Regions from separate parts of the Mus musculus genome. Here region 1 is linked to region 2. Evidence: chromatin loops called from intact Hi-C (ENCODE). Cell type or tissue: heart. All regions are shown on one strand. Links, peaks and the distances in the headings refer to the core of each region. The heading gives the core; the rest is flanking DNA.

The links. A loop is a pair of places that touch in the nucleus more often than their neighbours do. Peaks named below come from ENCODE experiments on the same cell type or tissue, not always from the same donor. Only the 100,000 strongest peaks of a DNase experiment are listed, where the experiment ranks them.
Region 1: a loop joins it to region 2, with 6 times the contacts of the local background. A loop is called at or near these places in 8 of 42 quality-filtered maps.

Annotation. Positions count from the first base shown.
Region 1 is chr7:4,789,236-4,799,290 of GRCm38, reverse strand. It overlaps Rpl28 (ribosomal protein L28), which reads right to left and starts at 6,326. Exons shown (of 5, transcript NM_009081.2): 1 at 6,293-6,326; 2 at 5,882-5,970; 3 at 5,665-5,788; 4 at 5,109-5,227; 5 at 4,744-4,873. The coding sequence starts at 5,962. The coding sequence ends at 4,784. Tmem238 (transmembrane protein 238) reads left to right here and starts at 9,731. Exons shown (of 2, transcript NM_029384.1): 1 at 9,731-10,055. The coding sequence starts at 9,749. In heart, for the core only: no CTCF peak of the experiment used is centred there; a DNase peak (open chromatin) is centred at 6,410; H3K4me3 peaks cover 2,693 bases; H3K27ac peaks cover 2,183 bases.
Region 2 is chr7:4,680,660-4,690,714 of GRCm38, reverse strand. Hspbp1 (HSPA (heat shock 70kDa) binding protein, cytoplasmic cochaperone 1) reads left to right here and starts at 5,734. Exons shown (of 8, transcript NM_001360629.1): 1 at 5,734-5,821; 2 at 6,149-6,443; 3 at 8,667-8,871. The coding sequence starts at 6,240. It also overlaps a transcript of Brsk1 not described here. In heart, for the core only: a CTCF peak has its summit at 5,659; DNase peaks (open chromatin) are centred at 5,614 and 6,324; H3K4me3 peaks cover 1,798 bases; H3K27ac peaks cover 1,467 bases.

The DNA of each region.
Region 1 (10,055 bases), core at 3,405-8,404, 110 kb before region 2:
CAGGCCTCCAACTCGGAGATTAAGTTGCTTCATCTCATGTGATTAAATGCATGTGCCACCAAACCATGTCTCTCATTCTATTTTTAATGCAAAAAGGTGGTGGTGGAGGAGGGGGAGCTGGAATGATGGCTCCGTGGTGAAGAGGACTTGAGTTCAATTCCCAGTACGCACATGGTAGCTCATAGCAGTCTGCTAACTCTGGTTCCAGCGGATCTGAACCCTTTGACCTCCACAGGTACCAAGCACATTACGTGGTACACATGAATATAGGCAAAACCCTCATATATGTAAAAGTAAATCTTTTAAAATACCTTAGCCTGGGGAGAGAGTTCACAGGATAGTGTACTTGCCACACAAGGGTGAGGATCTCAGTTCAGATCCCCACAAGCCTTATAAATGTGCTTAAGTACTCACACTGTTGTTAGGTCGCAAAGAGATCCAGAAGATGTCTCACCCACCCCTACCTCTCCTCCAGCCTGTCATCTCTATGTAAGTACCATTTTGGATACAAGCCACTTTGCTCTCTTGGTCCATGACTCCTCTCTTGCCAGGATCCATACACACATCAAACGCACAATTTTCACATGTACTGTTTTTGTGAGCATGTGTGGGCATGTGAAGCAATGTGCATGCAGAGGTTGGAGAATAGCCTGCAGGAGTTGCTTCTCTCCTACATATGCTTTCCAGGGATAGAATTCAGGTCCTCAGGCTTGGAGCCAAGCTCCCTTACTTATTTCCTGAGCCATCTTGCCAGCCCAAATATTTTAAGTTTGAAAGATTGCTGTTATAAGTCCTGGGTCACCTGAGACTACACAGAGAAATCCTATCTTAAAAACAAACAAATTGCTGTAGTTCTGCATTGGAATAATTCATTCTCATCCTATCTCTTGGGCACCCAGTTCCTTAATCTTATTTTGGGAGGAAAGTCTGTATGAATGCACAACGTTTAAACATGCGGGTTGAGGAGATGGCTCAAGAACAGGATGACTTGGGTTGTTTGGTTTTTTCTTGGTTTTTCGAGACAGGGTTTCTTTGTGTAGCCCTGGCTGTCCTGGAACTCACTCTGTAGACCAGGCTGGCCTCCAACTCAGAAATCTGCCTGCCTCTGCCTCCAAAGTGCTGGGATTAAAGGCGTGCAGCACCACGCCCGGCTTTAGGACAGTTTTGCATGTACAGAAAAATTGTGAAAGTTGCTAGGTACACTCAGCCCATACTAGTCTGAGACACAATTTAAAAACAATTTTGTTTATAGATTGCATTCCTACAGTTGGATCTCTGTATATGCTCAGTATAGGTAAGGCAAGGACTGGGGATAGGCTGTACAGTACAGATTAACTCAGCTGAGCTGGCTCAAACACTGCTCATGCCAAAAAGACTTGTCCTGGAGAGATCTGAGGCCTTGGATTGTCCTGCTGGTAAATGTTATCCATCTGCCTGATTAATGATTATCACTATCAATTTGACTTCTGGGGAGGGAAACTCCTTTGTGTGTGTGCTCTCTGCCTACCAACCGGCTCCCAACCCTAAGCAACTCTGGTATTTTGATGTATTATACACAGATGCTGGGAACTATTTCCTATGGGATTCCATCGGGGTCAGTGGTGAAGTTAATAGAAACTGGAAGAAACGCTATTGAAGAGGATCTGTCTCTTGCTCGTTCCGTGACAAGCATTTACCGAGCACCTCTTTGGATGCAGTGCAGAAGTTACAAGGTTGGTTCCCTCATGTTTCATATATATGAAACACACACAAACGTACATACATATTTGTGTATCTGTGAGAATGTGCATGTGAACAGAAGTGCCTGTGGAGCCCAATGGCAATGATTCTCTGGAGTTACAGAAGCCTGACATGGGTTCTTGGGAAAGAAACTGGGTCCTTTGCAGGAGCAAGTGGTCTTTACTAAGCCATCCCTCCAAGTGCTCATGAGCATTCTAAGTGTGCAGGCTGTGGTTGAACTAATTAGTAAACAGATCAACAAGGAAATGCAAGTGGGCCTCCTGACCAATTCTAGTTGCACAAAAACCTACCTCCATTCCCAAAGACTTACAGCTGAGCCTGCTCAGCCATGCAAGGAAACACAGGGAGGCACGCCAAGTAACCTACAGGACATTAAACCTGGTGGAAAAGACTCATTTTTTCTTTCCGGTTTTTCGAGACAGGGTTTCTCTGTATAGCCCTGGCTGTCCTGGAAAAAGACTGATTTTTATGTGATGGTGCAAACTGTATTCCCAACAGAGGCAGCCTGTTATACTACACTGCTATGCAGGCCAGTGAGGGAAGGGACAGCAGGGTTCAAATCCTCAGCACCCACAGGAGAAAGCCAGTCATAGCGGAGATCGGGATCAGCATACGCCTTTAATCCCAGGAGACAGGAGGATCCGAGTTCCAGGCCAGCCTGGTCTGCATAGTGAGTTTCAGGACAGCCAGGGCAACAGACACTGAACCTGTCTCATTAAAATCGATAAAAATTAAGCTCAATAGTGGCAGCATATGCCTTAAATCCCAGCACAAGAGCCAGTTCCAGGACAGGCAGAGTTACACTGAGAAAACAAAAAATTGTTTACAAAGCTAGTCATGGACTAACAAGATAGTTTAGTGAAAGCAGGGCGTGGTGGCACACACCTTTAATCCCAGCACTTGGGAGGTAGAGGCAGGTGGATTTCTGAGTTGGAGGCCAGCCTGGTCCACAAAGTGAGTTCCAGGACAGTCAGGGCTACACAGAGAAACCCTGTCTCGAAAAACAAAAAAAAGCTTAGTAAAAGGAGCTTGCCCTCAAGGCTGGCAACCTGAGTTTGACCTCCAGAATCCACCTAAAAGTATAGGAATAAAACCATGTATTGTCCTCTGACCTCCCCATGTGCAAACTGATTCATGGACAACAGAGCCAGATGCTGCCACACAGCTGTACTGTACTCCCAGCACAAAGGTGGGCAGAGACAAGCTGGGGGTTGCTGACTTCCGAGCCTAAATCCAATTCAATGGGACTGTCTTAAAAGGAACAATCAGGACACCATCCTCCTCTGACCTCCTGCATGTACCACATTGGCTTTTTTACATTCATTTGAGTCCTAAGTCTGCATGTACACCTGTGTGCCAGAAGAGGGCATCAGATCCCATTATAGATGGTGTGATCCAAAGCTGAATACTGAGAAATGAGGTCAGAACTCTCTGGAAGAGCAGCCAGTGCTTAACTGCTGAGCCTTCCCTCTAGCCCCTACACATGCTTTTTCAAAGAGGGTGAATTCACCTTATTTACACCCCAATAAAAATGAGTATAAGTTAAAAAAAATATTTTCCCGTCGATAGGTCAACAGGGTGGACTGCTGCCAAGAACGCTATGCTCACCAGCATCTCAAAACATAAGGGTCTCAGTTCACTTCAGTGAGCTGAGCCAGGGTCTATCAGTGGGGAGAGAGGTGCCATGAGTTAAACTTGGGTTAAAAATAGTTCAAGGGGGGGCTGGCAAGATGGCTCAGTGGTTAAGAGCGTCGACTGCTCTTCCGAAGGTTGTGAGTTCAAATCCCAGCAACCACATGGTGGCTCATAACCATCCATAACGAAATCTGATCCCCTCTTCTGGAGTATCTGAGGACAGCTACAGTGTACTTACATATAATAAATAAATCTTTAAAAAAAAAAATAGTTCAAGGGGCTGGAAATGGCAACAGTTAAGAGCAATGACTGCTCTTTCGAAGGTCCTGAGTTCAAATCCCAGCAACCACATGATGGCTCATAGCCATCCATAATGAGATCTGATGCCCTCCTTTGGTGTGTCTGAAGACAGGTACAGAGTACTTACATATAATAAAATCTTAAAAAAAAAAAAAAAAAAGAAAAGAAAATAGTTCAAGTCGGACTGGAATGGACAATGATCCAGTTGGGACCAAAGCCCAGGCAGCACTTTGGCCTGAGTTGTGTAGCAGCGACAAAAATCCAGCAAAAATGGTATGGGTACTATTTTGCATGTGAGCCTCAAGTTTTCCAGGAAATGCTAGTACTGGCTGGAAGGGGCAAGAAATGGCCACTGAGTCCCTCAGTACACCTGTATACTCACTTTACTTACCCACCCACCCAGATAGACTTACAATGGCTGATTTCTGAGATGTGGTCGTCTCTATAGCCCTGGGTATTCTCGGAGTTGCTTTATAAACAAGGCTGGCCTTAGTCACCTGCTTCAGCCTACCAGAATGCTGAGATTACAAATATAAAGGACATGCATTTGGTAAACACTAGACTTTGTTGACATTTTCTAAGGTCAGCAATTCACACTGAAATTCTACTGCAGCAGCACAAAGTCCCAGCTGACACCCACCAGAATGTTTCCTTCAGGAGTATCACTGTTTCACACATCAGAGCATCTGATAACTGAAGACTTCACTCTGAAACCGGGTATTGAACCTCCCATTTCCTTCTTATAAGGAGGCTTGTCAACTGAAGGGTGGGGGCCTTATCTGGGTCAGTGGACTAAGACCTGGTGAGACAGCCTCAAGCTCAGGATATCTGACAGTGTCAGCAGCTAAGAACCCTGAAGTCATTTACCCTCACTCCTGTTTCCACAGGAATCAACTGAATGTCCTGCACAAGCCGCTCTCACTCCTGTTGGTACCCAGATGGCCCTGAACAGCTTCTATCCCCAACAACCCTCACTCCAGATGAACAAGTTCTAATAGCTTTGATAGCACAACTAAAGACAGCGCAGAGCCACAGCTCAATGAGCACAAAACATTTTGGAGGCCTAATGGAAGTCAGTGGACTCTTTATTGCTTCGGGCGTGTGGGGCTCAGGAGCTCTTGGTGGGGCGGGTCCGTTTCCTCTTCACCACCACAGGCTTCTGGCTTCGAAGGATGGCACTGGCCCTGCGGATGGCCGCCTGAGGACAGGACAAGGAACTTAGCTCACAAACTCAAAAGACACTCCCATTTACTGCTGCTTGTTTCCTAGGACTCCGGGGAGGCAGGGTGTGTGTGTGTGTGTGTGTGTGTGTGAGTGATCAAAAGTCCCGAGTCTAGCTCCAGCTAGGCAGAGCCAAGCACCCAGGCCTGCATGCAGCCCCTCAGGTTTAGTACCAGCTGCCCCCCTGCCTTAAGTACCCATCCATTACTCACCATACGCAGATCAGGGCGGTACTTGTTCTTTCGGATCATGTGTCTGATGCTGCTGAGGGTAGCCCGAGCATTCTTGTTGATGGTGGTCCTCACATAAGAAGTGGCAGGTTTTCGCTGACCTGGTAAGGAAAGCCTAGGAATCAGTCCATCTGCATGAGCCCTTCAGAGCATCTGCCTGATGGAACACAGAGCCTCTCTGAAGACCATGCTCACCCCATCTTCCCTCCAGCCCATTCAGTACATCCCTTAGGTGACTGTCACAGGTAAGTCTTAAAGCCCGGGAAAATCCCATCCCTCTTTAGGAACCTCCCAGATACAGGAGGGACATAGCGCATGCACTTAATCCAAGCACTCAGGAAGCAGAGGCAGGTGGATCTCTGAGTTCTAGACCAACCTGATGTAGAGTTCCAGGACATTGAGGTCTACATAGAGAAACTGTACTTAAGTTTCTCTCTACACTTCTTAATTTAAAGATCACCTTACACAGCCGGGAAGTCAGAGGAAGGGCAGTTCTGGACCCTGGAAAAAGGGAGCGCTATCGTGTGCAAAGGCTCACCGGATCTGCGTTTCATAACTACCACGACCCCTTTGCCATCGGCGGCCGGCTCCACTCCGACGGTCTTGCGGTGAATTAGCCCGTTGTAGCGGAAGGAGTTTCGGGCTTTCAGATTATTTGGCTCCTGGGGAATAGGTGTACACGATGTTAAGTTAAGGCCCGGAGGCTCCGATACGCAAAAGAGCCACAGTGCCCCTCACACGCGGGCCCGACTCACCGTGCTGTACGTCTGCTTATTCCTCTTGATCAAGAAACTGGAGCAGTTCCGGACGACCATCCACTGCAGATGCGCGGACATGGCGGCGGCTGGGGAGAAGCCGGGGGGGGGGGGGGTGTGAAAGATGTCAGAAAGAAGCAGGCCGTGGACAGGCGGCTGGGTAAGCGGCAGCACCGTTGGGAAAAAGCGAGCAAGAGCTTTACACGGCCGAGGAAAGGGTGAGCAAAGGAGGCAGGCCGAGCTAACACCGCGGAGACTTAGAAGGGGGAAGGGACGCTGAGGCCCCACTTCCGGTGGGGAATGAGGGCAGCGAATGGTGCTTGGGTACAAGGAGAGAAAGCCCAGGCAGGAGACCGAGGCCGTGGGAGCGAGATGGCGGCCACGCGGGACGGACAGAGGCCTCACACTCACCTCCTCTCCCTATGGCGGCCGGAGACGGAAAGAGAGACACGAGAGGCGGGACGACACCTTTAAAATGGCAACGCATTTCCGCTTCCTCCCGTGGCGCGCCTGAACTCGGCTACCCAGCTTCCTCTGGGCCTTGGGTTCCGCCTCCGAGTCTTTTTGACTCGGGAACCTTCGGAGCTCTTCGTCTGAAGGTCCCGGCGAGTTCTCGCGGTGCGTACCGTGATGAGGCGCCGGGGTGGGGTAGGAAGTTTTCGGAACTCGGTGACTCGGTTTTCGTGAGGATCCAAAAGCAGAGAGAGTTCCTAGAGCTATGTTCCCATCGCATCACCCTGATCTGTTCAGTCTGCACTTAGCGCATGGTGGGCACTAATACATATTTTGAAAAAAAAAAACGGTTTTGCGCCCTTGTCTAGTAGATTTCGAGGTGGGATCCTCCAGCCTCAGCCTGTGGATGCAAATATTGAGGATTCCAGATCTCACATTAAGTGGAGCTTAATTGATTTTAAGATTTATTTATTTTTCCCGGGCGTGGTGGCGCACGCCTTTGTTGGATACTCTGAAACTAAAGTTACAGATAGTGCCTACTGAGAATTGAACCACTGTTGTCTGGAAGAGCAGCCAGTGCTCTGAGCCGTCTCTCTCTCCAGTCCCAACTTATTTTTTTTTTTTTTTTTGTAATATGTATGAGGGCTTTCTTAATTTCTTAATTTCCTTTCTTTTTAAGCCTGGATATATATATGAATGCTATGTGCCTGCCTGGTGCCTGGATTCAATTAGACAGTTTTTGAGCCACCATGTGGGTGCTGGGAATAGAACCTGGGTCCTCTGGAAGAGCAGCCAAAACTCTTAACCACTAAGTCATCTCTGCAACTCCTTTTTGTTTTGTTTTTTTGTTTTGTTTTGTTTTGTTTTGTTTTTGTTTTTTTGAGACAGGGTTTCTCTGTGTAGCCCTGGCTCTCCCTGAACTCATTTTGTAGACCAGGCTGGCCTCCAACTCAGAAATCCTCCTGCCTCTGCCTCCCGAGCGCTGGGATTAAAGGCGTGCGCCATCACGCCTGGCTTCAGATTTATTAATTTTAATTATGATGTATGTGGGTGTTGTGTTAACATGTAAAATGCAAAGTCCAAAAGAAACCGTTGATCCTGAGAAACTAGAGTTTCAGGCAGCTGTGAGCTGCCTCATATGAGCTGGTAACCAAACCCAGGTGCTCTGCGAGAGCAGCAAGTGCTCTTAATCACTGAGTCCTCAAGACTTGTTGTTTAAATGGATGCATGAACTATTTTAAAGATTTGCTCTGGCGTGAAGTCTTCAGATGGCAGATGGTTCCATTACTCTTCTTGACCGTGTCCCACACAAACACCAGTGCCCAATGAACCATTTTCAGACCTCTCTAAAAATGTACTGCTGCAGTGTTAAATACCTATTCTTTCATGCCTGGTTCTGTCTATGCAGAAACATTCCATGTCTGTCCTCAGCAATACCTGGCCAATCCCGGCAGCTTTTCTTTATAAGTACACTGTAGCTGTCTTCAGACACGAGAAGAGGGCATGCGATCTCATTACAGATGGTTGTGAGCCACCATGTGGTTGCTGGGAACTGAACTCAGGACCTCTGAAAGAGCAATCAGTGCTCTTAACCGCTGAACCATCTCTCCAGCCCACCACAGTCATTCTTAATGTTTTATTAGCATTTAATCATGCATAAAGTAGGTTTACATAACATTTTTGTATGTGTATATAATGTTTTGGGCCATACTCACATACACTCCCACTGCAGCTAGTCTGTGTGTGTGTGTGTGTGTGTGTGTCCAAGTGTGTTTCCTTTATGCTATTCACAGGCTCACGGATGGTTTGTTTGCAGGCTACCAATGGCAGCATCACGGTGGAAAATGTGATTTTTCTCCTCCATCATCCTCAGTTTTCTCCAACTCTGAAACTAGATAGAGTCTTGGGAGAACTAGTTCTGTTCAGAACTGTCTCGAGGTTTCCCACCCCAGGGAGAATGAACTCATTTAAGGGGTAGATGTGTGGAAGATCAGGACTTCCCTATAATAGCTGTTGGGTCCTCCTAGTGTGGACCATGGCTTGGCCCAACCATTTGCCTGTGCCATGATGCCTCTCAGTTCCAGAGTGACCTGGCCATACCCATTAAATTCTCTCTAAGTTGGAGCTGGTGAGATGGCTCAGTGGGGAAGAACACTGACTGTTCTTCTGAAGGTCCTGAGTTCAAATTCCAAACAGCCACATGGTGGCTCACAATCATCCCTAACGGAATCTGATGCTTCTGATGTGTCTGTTTTGTTGTTGTTTTTTTTGTTTGTTTGTTTGGTTTTTTTTTTGTTTTTGTTTTTTTTTTTTTTTTTCGAGACAGGGTTTCTCTGTGTAGCCCTGGCTGTCCTGGAACTCACTCTGTAGACCAGGCTGGCCTCGAACTCAGAAATCCGCCTGCCTCTGCCTCCCGAGTGCTGGGATTAAAGGCGTGCGCCACCACGCCCGGCTTCTGATGTGTCTGAAGGCAGCTACAGTGTACTTACATATAACAATAAATATATCTTTAAAAAATAATAGCAAAAAGGCCACAGTTTTGGTTTGGTTTGACTTGAGTCAGGATCTCTCTGTGTGGCCCTGGCTGTCCTGGAACTCATTCTATAGACCAGGCTGGCCTCGAAATCAAGAGATCTGCCTCTCAAGTGCTGGGACTAAGGGCATGGGTCACCACTGTCAGGCTAAAGCTACAATTTCTATGCCATCTCCTCAGGGACACCTTTCCTGAGCACTTCGGGAATTGTGGCTAGGAACAGGAAGGCAGGTCTTGTCAGGCTAACATCTGAGCACTAACAGAGCCCTGAGCTCAGTATATTGTGTACACAAGGTGTCAGCTGGCACCTGGGAGATGGGTTCATTGTATTCCCAGGTTGGGTTAACAAGGCCCTACACTCACAAGAGATCTCAAAAGACAAGCATGGAGACAGCTTCAGGGCTCTGGCTGCTGATTCTGTGCTCCAGAGAATGTTGTTGTTGCTGTTGTTGGATTTTATGCTGTGCAGGGCATGAAATCAAGAACTTCGAGCATGGTAGGCAAGCACTCCACCAAGCGAGCTACATACCAACATGCCCGGTTTTTTGTTTCTGATCCCCATTTTGTTTCACTATGGACTTGGTGGTACAGGTAGCCCTCGGGAGACGGGCACTAAGTAGAAACACTATCTAGCTACATTATGCCACCCTGAAATTTGGCCCTAGTCATCTGGCACTGCTTAATGGACAGGGTCGTGCGCCGCTGATCCTCCCAGACCTTTGAGCTACACAAGAGACTCATTCGGGCCACCAGGTCCAGGCTGTGAGCTCAGGTGACCATGCAGGCACTGGGCACACCTGGCGCCGGGCCCTAACTCCGCCCCGGGAAGCCGCACCCCGGGACGCTGTCGGGGAGCAGGCGGCGGCGGGCCACCGAGGGCCATGGCGGCAGCGTCACCGGTGTGCGGCTCGCAGGCGTCCGCGGTCGGCGCCTCGTCCCCACCCGCGCCCGCACCGGCTCCAGCGGCCGGCTTGGGCCGCTGCCGCATGGCGCTGCTGCTGGCCGTGGCCTTGGACGTGGCGGGCATGGCGGCGCTGCTGACCGGCGTGTTCGCGCAGCTGCAGGTGCGCGGCCGCGACTTCGGGGACCTGCTCATCTACTCTGGGGCGCTGCTGGTGTTCTTGAGCCTGCTGGGCTGGATTCTCTGGTACACCGGCAACATCGAGATCTCGCGCCAGGAGCTGGAGC
Region 2 (10,055 bases), core at 3,441-8,440:
TCTCTCCTCCGCCTCCTCCTCCTCTCCGCCTCCCCCCGCCACCTCGTCCTTTCTCTCCGGCACGCTGACATCACCATCCGGGGACTCCCGGCCCTTCCCCACAGTTAACCCTTTCGGAGGGGGAGGGGGAGTGGCAGGGGGCGGGCCTGGAAGCTGGACGGACGGGGAGGAGGTGGGAAGATGCTGGGATGTATGGATGGGTGGAGGGATGCTGGAGGAGAAGGATGCTGCAGGAGAGAGGGATGCCTGAAAGGATGGAGGGAAGGATGGAGAGAGATACAGAACCAGTATTAGACAAGCAGAGATGAAGACACAAAGAGAAGTCTGACATACATTAGTAGATGGGAAGATGCAGAATATCAGAGACAGGGTGGAGGAGTGAAGGAGGTAATAACGGAGCGGGGAGAATTAAGAGTTCAAGGCCATTATAGCTATAAAGTGTGTTTGAGGACAGCCTAGACTACGTGAGAACGCCCCCTCAACCCACCCCCTCAAAAAAGAGCTGAAAGGGGCAGACAGGGATAGGAGACAAACAACAGACAGGGATGAGGAGATAGAAATGCAAAGGAAGATGTAGAGCGAGGGGGACAAAGAGAAATAAGGACTGTCAAGGGTCCATATATTCACAGGAGGGAATGATGCTGGGCTTAGATGGGAACAGACTGTGGAGTGTGTGTGTGGGTGGTGGTGGTGGCAGAGGATAAAAGAGACAAAGATAGAAAAGGGAAGGACTTTGGGGAGTTGGAGACCTAAGTGTGATCTATTTCTCTATGTCCTCTAAGGTCAACACTGTGTACTCCTTGGGCTAATTCTATGTTCCCACCGTTATCAGGGCTCCACGTTCTGCTCTTGTTTTTTTTTTTTTTTAAGACAAAGTCCAGCTGACCTCAAACTATGTGGCTGAAGATGACCTTGAACTTCTGATCCTCCTGCTTCTGTCTCTCAAGTGTGAAATTACAGTCCTGGAGAGATGATTCAGCAGTTAGGAAGAGTAGGCTGCTTCCCAGGGACTGGGGATTTGCATTCTCAGCATCTATACAGTAGTTCATGGCTGTATGTAACTCCATCTGGTTTCCGGGGATCAAAGTACACGTGGTACACATATGCACAGACAGTTATCCATATGCATATTTCTTCCAACTCCTTTAAAATTGTTTAAAAACAGTCCGATACCACCATGCTTTAATGTCTCCTATACCTTGATAGGTAGGCAGATAGATCCCAGTGCAGGCTGGATGTGTAATGTTTGCTTGTTAAGTCCTGTAAACTTCAGGTAGGCCTCAGTATAATCCATGTGCCTCCGTGGGAGGACCATAGGTCTGCACTCAGCCATGAGGAATCTGGTTCCTATTAAGCTTCCATATAAGCCATAGCCTTCTTTATGGCAGGCACCCTAAGTTGTTAGGCATCCATTCCATCCCCAAGTTTCTCACAGGGTGCACCAATGCAAATTGGTGCTCCTCTGAAGTGGTAAGCCTATCAAGCCATCTTCATTTCAGTATCAAATCTGAGCCATACACTGTTCTGAATGGTAAGGATATGGCAGGGTGCTAAATCTACAAAATTCCTCCCCGGGACAGCCATGGCTACACAATAAAACCCTGTCTCAAAAAACGAACAAAACAAAGCAAAACAAAAAAATACATAGTTTTGAAAAAATTTCACACATGTCTATAATGTAGTCTGGTTACTCTCCCCACATCTGTAATTTATTATTTGTATGTGTGTGTGCAGATGTGAGTTCACACGAGCGCATAATGTTTGTAGAGGACAAAGGCTAGCCTCTAGTGTCCTTCCTCATGAGCTCTCCACCTTGGGTGTTTGTTTTTGGAAACAGGGTTTTTCTGTGTAGCCATGGCTGTCCTGGAACTCACTATATAGACTAGGCTGGAATCAAGATACACCAGGATGTTGTAGATCTGTAACTGAGAGCAGAGTACATACTTTAAACTCAGCACTCATCATGCAGATATGGTCAAACTTCTGTGAGTTTAGCAAGTCCCAGGCCAACCAAAGCTATATAGTAAGACCCTGTTGTGCCCCCTCCACAAAAAAAAAAAAAAAAAAAAATCCTTAACTGAATCTCATCTTCAAAATTTCTTCTGGCATATAAGGTCATATATTTATAGGTTCTGAGAATTAGAGCTAGAATGTATGTGTGTGTGTATGTATGTACATATACATACATATATATACATTATATACAACACATATATGTATATGTATGTATATGTGTCTATGTATGATGTATATATGTCTAATGATATATGATACCACATAGTATAAATGTACATAGTATATTTATATGTATATATAAATATTAAACACATACACACCATGATGATAGCCTAGATGCAAGCTCCTTGCATATTATGAAAGTTACAGTATGATACATAGATACATATATAGAGATAAATACATTTGTAATAACCTATACGGAATGTGATCATATAGCTTTTCCATCTCTACTGAGATTCTTTAGAGTAAGAGGACTCCTATTAATAATAGCATATACCTGTAATCACAGTATTCGAGAGGAAGAGGAATTCAAGATCAGACCAGATATATAGCAAGTTCAAGACCAGCCTGGGCTACAGAGATCCTTTTTAAAAACCTAGAGAGGCCGGGCGTGGTGGCGCACGCCTTTAATCCCAGCACTCGGGAGGCAGAGACAGGCAGATTTCTGAGTTCGAGGCCAGCCTGGTCTACAGAGTGAGTTCCAGGACAGCCAGGGCTGTAGAGAGAAACCCTGTCTCGAAAAACAAAAACAAAACAAAACAAGAAAACCTAGAGAATAGGGTTAGGGAAATGACTTAGTTAGTAAAATATTTGTTGCACATGATAAGGGACCTGAGTTTGAGTCTCAGCACCCACAGGGTAGGTGTAGTAGTACATGGTTATAGAGAAGTGGAAACAGGAAGATTCTCTGGGATTCAATAGCCAGCTGGCATAATCTAACGGGCAAGCTCCAGGGTCAGTGACAGACCCTATCTATAAAAAATAGATAAAAATAAAAGGTAAGGCTGGAGAGATGGCTTAGCAATTGAGTTCTATTCTTTCAGAGGACCCAAGTTCTGTTGCCAGAACCCATGTCAGGAAGTTCTCAATTACTGGTAACTCCAGCTCCAAGGAATACAAAACCCTCTTCTGGCCTACACATATACACATACATAAAGAGTCTGGATCAGGTGAGATTGCTCAGCAGTGAAGAGCATCGCCTGCAGCCAGACAGTGGTGGTGCACGCTTTTAATCCCAGCACTTGGGAGGCAGAGGCAGGCGGATTTCTGAGTTCAAGGCCAGCCTGGTCTAGAGGACAGCCAGGGTTACACAGAGAAACCCTGTGTCGAACAAACAAACAAACCCCCCAAACAACAAAACAAACAAACAAACAAACAAACCGCACTGACTGCTCTTCGAGAGGTCCAGAGTTCAATTCCCAGCAACCACATGGTGGCTCACAACTACTATCTATAACAAGATCTGATGCCCTCTTCTGTCATGCAGATGTATATGCAGACAGAGTACTAATAAAAATAAATAATTTCTTTTTAAATACAAAAATCAAGCCAGGCAATGGTGGCAAATACCTTTAATCCTAGCACTTGGGAGGCAGACACAGGTAGATCTCTGAGTTTGATTCCAGCCTGGTCTACATAATGAGTTCCAGGACAGCCAGGGTTACACAGAGAAACCCATATCAAAACAAAATTAAAAACAAGATATTTGTTAACAGCAATAGTAAGAGTTACAGGGAACAAACCTTATCTTCTGGCCCACAAGGGCACCAAGCAGGTACATAAGGTGTGTATATATACACAAGTAGGTAAAATACTCATACACAAAATAAAAATGAATAAAACGGAGCAGGGTGAGTGTGCATACTTTTAAAAAATATTTATTTATTATTATACACATGTACACTGTAGCTGTCTTCAGACGCACCAGAATAAGGTGTCAAATCTCATTACGGGTGGTTGTGAGCCACCATGTGGTTGCTGGGATTTGAACTCAGGACCTCTGGAAGAGCAGTCAGTGCTCTTACCCGCTGAGCCATCTCGCCATCCCTGAGTGTACCTACTTTTAAGGCGTGTGAATATTTATGAGTTGTAGGGCAACCTGCTCACATCGTTCTGCAGGCCTGCCCAGGCTACATACTGAGAGCCTCCCCAAAACAAAACACCAAAATAAGGAACCATCTCCAAAACAAAAAACAAAAGAGGGGTGGGGTGGGACGGAGAGAGAGTTCAATGAGAGATATTTCAATGATTAGGAACTCTTGTTGCTTTATTGCTCTTGCTGAAGACTCAGGTTCAACTCCTAGCACCCAATTATGATGGCTCACAACCATCTGTAACTCCAGTTCCTGGCAATCCATCAAGCAAGCATACAGTGCACGCACATACATGCAGGCAAAATGTTCAGGGTCAGTGGTGGCACACGCCTTTAATCCCAGCACTCAGGTGGCAGAGGAAAGTGGATCTCTGTGAGTTTGAGGACAGCATGGTCTACAGAGTAACTTCCAGGACAGCCAAGGCTATACCGTAAAACACTGTCTCAAAAAACAAAACAAAAACTAACCAACCACAAACTATTTGTACACAAGTAAATAGGTAAGTCTACAAAAAAATTAAAAGAACAACAATAATTTAAGAGGCTGAAGAGATAGCTTGTCATTAAGAGTACTTACTGTTCTTGCAAAGAGCCTGAGCTTGGTTCCTAGCACCCATATATATATATATATTGGTTGTCTCATAACTGCCTGTAACTACAGCTTTAGTTTGTCCTTTGTCTCTGGCCCCATAGAAACCTGCATTTACAGGCATCTGCCTCCTCCCCTACTACATAATTAAAAACAATCTTTAAAAATAAAATCTAGCCGGGCAGTGGTGGCCCACACCTTTAATCCCAGCACTCGGGAGACAGAGGCAGGCAGATTTCTGAGTTCGAGGCCAGCCTGGTCTACAAAGTGAGTTTCAGGACAGCCAGGACTACACAGAGAAACCCTGTCTCGAAAAACCCAATAAATAAATAAATAAATAAATAAATAAATAAATAAGTAACTCTAAAAATATTTTTAAAATGATTGGAAGATCGAAGGTGGAAGACAGCTGATGTTGACATGGGACTTCCCACACACCATGCATAGTCACATGAAGACACACAACTCACACAGAGTATTCCACACTGAAACCGGTAATAAATGGGGAAACTGAGGCCTAGAAAAAAGTGAGCCCGAGTCTCAGGTTACAAAGGTGGGATATTAGGGGAGATATCCCGAGACTCTAGGAGCAAATGCAGTTAAAATCAGTTGAGTGAGGAACAAAACCGTCTGAGCAGCAGCAGCAGCAGCAGCAGCAGCAGCAGCAGCAGAGAAGGGGCGTGGCCTACGCAGGGGCGTGGCCGAACAGGACAAGCTGAAGTTCCAGGTACTAAGAGGCGGGACTTGACTGGGACAGGCCGAAAGGCCTAGAAAAGAGGCGGGGAATATGGGCATAGGCGGGGCCTATGCCTGGGAGGGGAGGAGTTCGCCATGAAAGTCCCTTGTTTGCTAAGATAAACAGAGGAGCTAGGGGGCGGGGCTTATAACAAAAGCGCGAAATGTAGGGGCGTGACAAAGAGAAAGTGGTGGGGGCCTAGTCGACAGAGGCGGAGCTAAGTGCCGCATCCGCTAAGAGGTGCTGCTTAGAACTGGGCAAACAGCTTGGGGTGAGGCACTTCCGTGTGAGAACTGCGTATTTCCGGTAAAGATGGCGGCGCCCAGTAGAGTCAGGTGCAGCCTAGTCTATCTTTAGGCGTGGTGGCAGCTCTAGACCCGGCAAGGTGAGATCAGCCCCATTGGGGCGCCCCTCTTCAAAGACACGGGAGGAGAATTGTTGCTAAGGAGACTGAGCGAAGGCTTGTTGCCATGGAGGCGGGGCAGTGGGGTTGCTAAGAGACGAGGACGCAAGCTGGGGAGCTTGGGGGGGCTCGTTGCCAGGGAGTAGGTGGGGCCTGTTGCTAGGGAGCAAGGAGGGACATCTGGATTTGGGCAAGGGTCCTGTTAGTATGAAGGAAGGAAAGGGGGCTATGGTTAAGGTGGTTGCAGGCAGAATGGTTTGGGATCATGAGAAGACTCCTAACACCTTCAAAACTCCACCTTCTCAGCAGACCTTCAAGAGTCGACCCATCCGGACACCATTGCTGCCTCAGCGGTGACCATCAATTTCCTTTAAACACATTCTTCCTTCACAGAAAGTCCATGGCAGACAAAGGCTCAGGGGGCAGTCGCCTCCCTCTTGCGTTGCCTCCGGCCTCTCAGGGTTGCTCGTCAGGGGGCAGTGGTTCCTCGGCGGGGGGCTCAGGCAACCCCCGGCCTCCACGGAACCTCCAAGGCCTGCTGCAGATGGCTATTACTGCGGGTTCTCAGGAGCCAGACCCCCCTCCAGAACCCATGAGCGAGGAGGTAAAGTATGAGGACCTAAGAAGGTTGGGTGAGGGTCCTGAGGATCTAAGTGTCTTGGGGAGAGTGGCTTAGTGAGCTACAAGCTGTTGTCTTCCTGGGTGGTGAGCTAGAGTCTAAATGTGGCATCATGATAGGGTGAAGGTCAGCTGTAAAGTGTCCGATCGCAGCCTTGTATTGGGAAGTCTCATGATGAGTGAAAAGTCTAAAAGCAAGCTGGGTTCTCTAGACCCAGGCAGAACTAGATTCAGCTTTGTCTCCACAAGTGTGACCTTGGGTATATTATTTAATCTTTCGAATCCTCAAGTGTTCGTTCATTTTTGAATTGATGGTGATAATAGTAATGATAGTGTCTTATCAGGCAATTCTGATGTTCCAGTCTATACTGACTCGTACACAACGTAGTTGGGTTTTGCCAGTTGCCAGCCATGACCTTGGTTGGGCAATTCACATCCTTTCTTTGCCTCTGATTTTTTTTTTTTAATCAATGAATTTGGAATAGCTATAATAAAACCTTACAGAATTGTCTTAAAGGTTGATAGGAATTTTTCATGTAACTTTTTTTAATTGACATTTACGATACATAGAATATTGTAGTAATTCAGTTAAGTTACAGAATAATTTATACATGTTGTGTCATGTTGTGCCAAGGTGGAAATAGGCATAGAGCAATGAGATAGTTTGCCCAAATTTGTCCAGGAGCGTGATTTCAAAGCCTTACAGCTTCTTCCCCTTTTCTTTCCTGTTTTGAGATTGCGGTCTCAAACAGACCACGCTAGCCTTAATGACCTTACCCTCCTGACCTTCCTGCCCCACCTCCAAAGTCTTGGACTTACAGATATATGGTAGCCATTTCAGTCCTCCTGAAGCGCCCTTTTGGGGACAGTGTAGTTTCTGGTCTTCCTCTGGACTCCTTTCTTTTGTTATCTCTTGTTCTCCTCATTCTCTATCTTTTCTGGCTTTTTTTTTTTTTTTTTTAATTTCTCCAGACGACAGTTGGCATGGCTGGAGAGCCCTTCTTGTTCCAACTTGGTAGCAAGTGCAGACCAGGGATACTATTCAAACCTCATGTAGTTCTCAGGACTTTTGTCACAATACAGAACCATCCAGCTCACCACAGCCTCCGGTTGTATAGCTGATCCTCAAACCTGACATCTTTTGGGAAATGGGCGGGACTTGTTGCTGAGGACAGAACCCCTGTATCAGCCTGACTCCTCTTTCTCCCCTCCTCCCTTAGCTCAACAGTTGGTTCTCTCTTCAGAGTCCAGGATCTGGCCATATTTCACACTGATACACAGATGAGGTTGTTCTTGAACTTGCTTCTGCCTCCATCCCACCCCGTGCTGGGATTATAAGCATGTGCCACCGAAACCTGCTCCATAAACTTTTCTCTTGCATGGACTACTTAGAATCCTAGTAAGCGCTCTTTCCCTGCTCCTATGCTTCTCAGTCCACCTCTCTGCCTCTCCTCGGGAGAACTCCCTTCCCAGCTCCACCCACTTCATTCAGAGCAGAATCTAGGCCTTTGCATCTGTTTGTAAGATCCAACTTGCTCCTTTCCTGGGGTGTTTCTCTCTCCTCAACTTTTTTCTTCCCTCACTTAACCTTGCTTCAGCCACCTTGGCTTGCTGGTGATTGCCTCTGTCTTGAATATTCTTCCTAGTATATGCTTGGCTATTCCCTGGCCTATTTCATTGCTGACATCTGACCCTCCAAGATGACCCCGTTTAAGTTCTACAGGCCAACCTCCACTCCCATGATCCTCCATTGTGCTTAATCTTACTTACCCTATAGCACTTGTCATATTGCCATCTCCTGTCACACTACATGTTTTGTTTTGTTTGTTTTTTCCCTCTAGCTTCTCTCTGTGTTTGTCTTGCACACACCCTGAACAACACTTTTTTTTCTCTAATCAGTCTGTCTCAGGACTGACTCCCTAGAACCTAGAAAAGAAGTTATGAGTAAAAACTGTGTAAACATCTGAGTGTGGTGGCTCTTGCTTGTTAATCCCAGCACTTGGGAGTCTGAGGCAGGAAGGCTGCTGTGAGCGGGAAGCCAGACTGCACTATAGAATGAGAGACTCCTGTGCTTCCCCCAAGATGTCTCCTAGATACTTGTTGATGGAAAGAGCCATCAGTCCTTGCATTTGGCTGTCCTATTAGTGTCACTCCCTGGGCAGTCACTGAGAGACATCTTCTACCCCCATCCTTCTCCCTTCTTCCCTAGAGACGCCAATGGCTGCAGGAAGCCATGTCGGCCGCCTTCCGGGGCCAGCGAGAGGAGGTGGAGCAGATGAAGAACTGCCTCCGGGTCCTGTCCCAGGCCACACCCGCAATGGCTGGCGAAGCTGAGCTGGCCACTGACCAGCAGGAGCGTGAAGGCGCACTAGAGCTGCTGGCAGACCTGTGCGAGAACATGGACAATGCAGCAGGTACCCTCCTCCCTCAGTACTCCCCAGGCTGTCCCACATGCTGTCTGGCTCTGCCCTTTCCCAATTCTCCTGTATTGAACCAGCAGCTCCTCCCAGGAACAAAGCCCTCCTCATACCCCACCAAGTCCCTGTGGTGACAGATTTGTTCTGCTACTTCCCGAGGAGTCCTGGGACTGATGTTGACTCCCTAATTTGCTTGCTACTCTCTCAAGGGAAGGGAGGTGGTTTGGGATGGAGTGGTAATCTGAGGCCGCCTGGAAGTAGAGTGTTTGATCAGAGACCTGAGTGAGGGTATTTCATGGGGTATATCACCTGAGTGAGGGTATATCATGGGGTATATCACCTGAGTGAGGGTATGTCATGGGGTATATCACCTGAGTGCGGGTATATCATGGGGTATATCACCTGAGTGAGGGTATGTCATGGGGTATATCACCTGAGTGAGGGTATATCATGGGGTATATCACCTGAGTGAGGGTATGTCATGGGGTATATCACCTGAGTGAGGGTATATCATGGGATATATCACCTGAGTGAGGGTATGTCATGGGGTATATCACCTGAGTGCGGGTATATCATGGGGTATATCACCTGAGTGAGGGTATGTCATGGGGTATATCACCTGAGTGAGGGTATATCATGGGGTATATCACCTGAGTGAGGGTATGTCATGGGGTATATCACCTGAGTGAGGGTATATCATGGGGTATATCACCTGAGTGATGGTATGTCATGGGGTATATCACCTGAGTGAGGGTATGTCATGGGGTATATCACCCGAGTGAGGGTATGTCATGGGGTACTCCTGCTTTACAAAAGGCATTCGAGGCAGTAGGAATAGCTAGTGCAAACGTTGAGGTAGGATGGTGCTACTGTGATCAGAACAGACAGACATCCTCCTGTCAAAGGAGTGGGACGGACACGTGTAGGTCTAGGGTAAGCAATGACATTGAAGTATCCATGGTCAAGGTGCATTCTGTAGGTCACATTCATATGTATGTATGCATGTATGTATATATAATTTATTTATTTTTAAATGAGACAAGATCTCACTATGTAGACCTAGCTGGCTTGGAACTCTGTGGTCCAGGATGGTCTCAAACTCACAGGTATTTTACCTGCCTCTGTGTCTCATGTACTAGGATTAAAGGGGGATCAAAGACATTTGCTACCACAACCAGCTT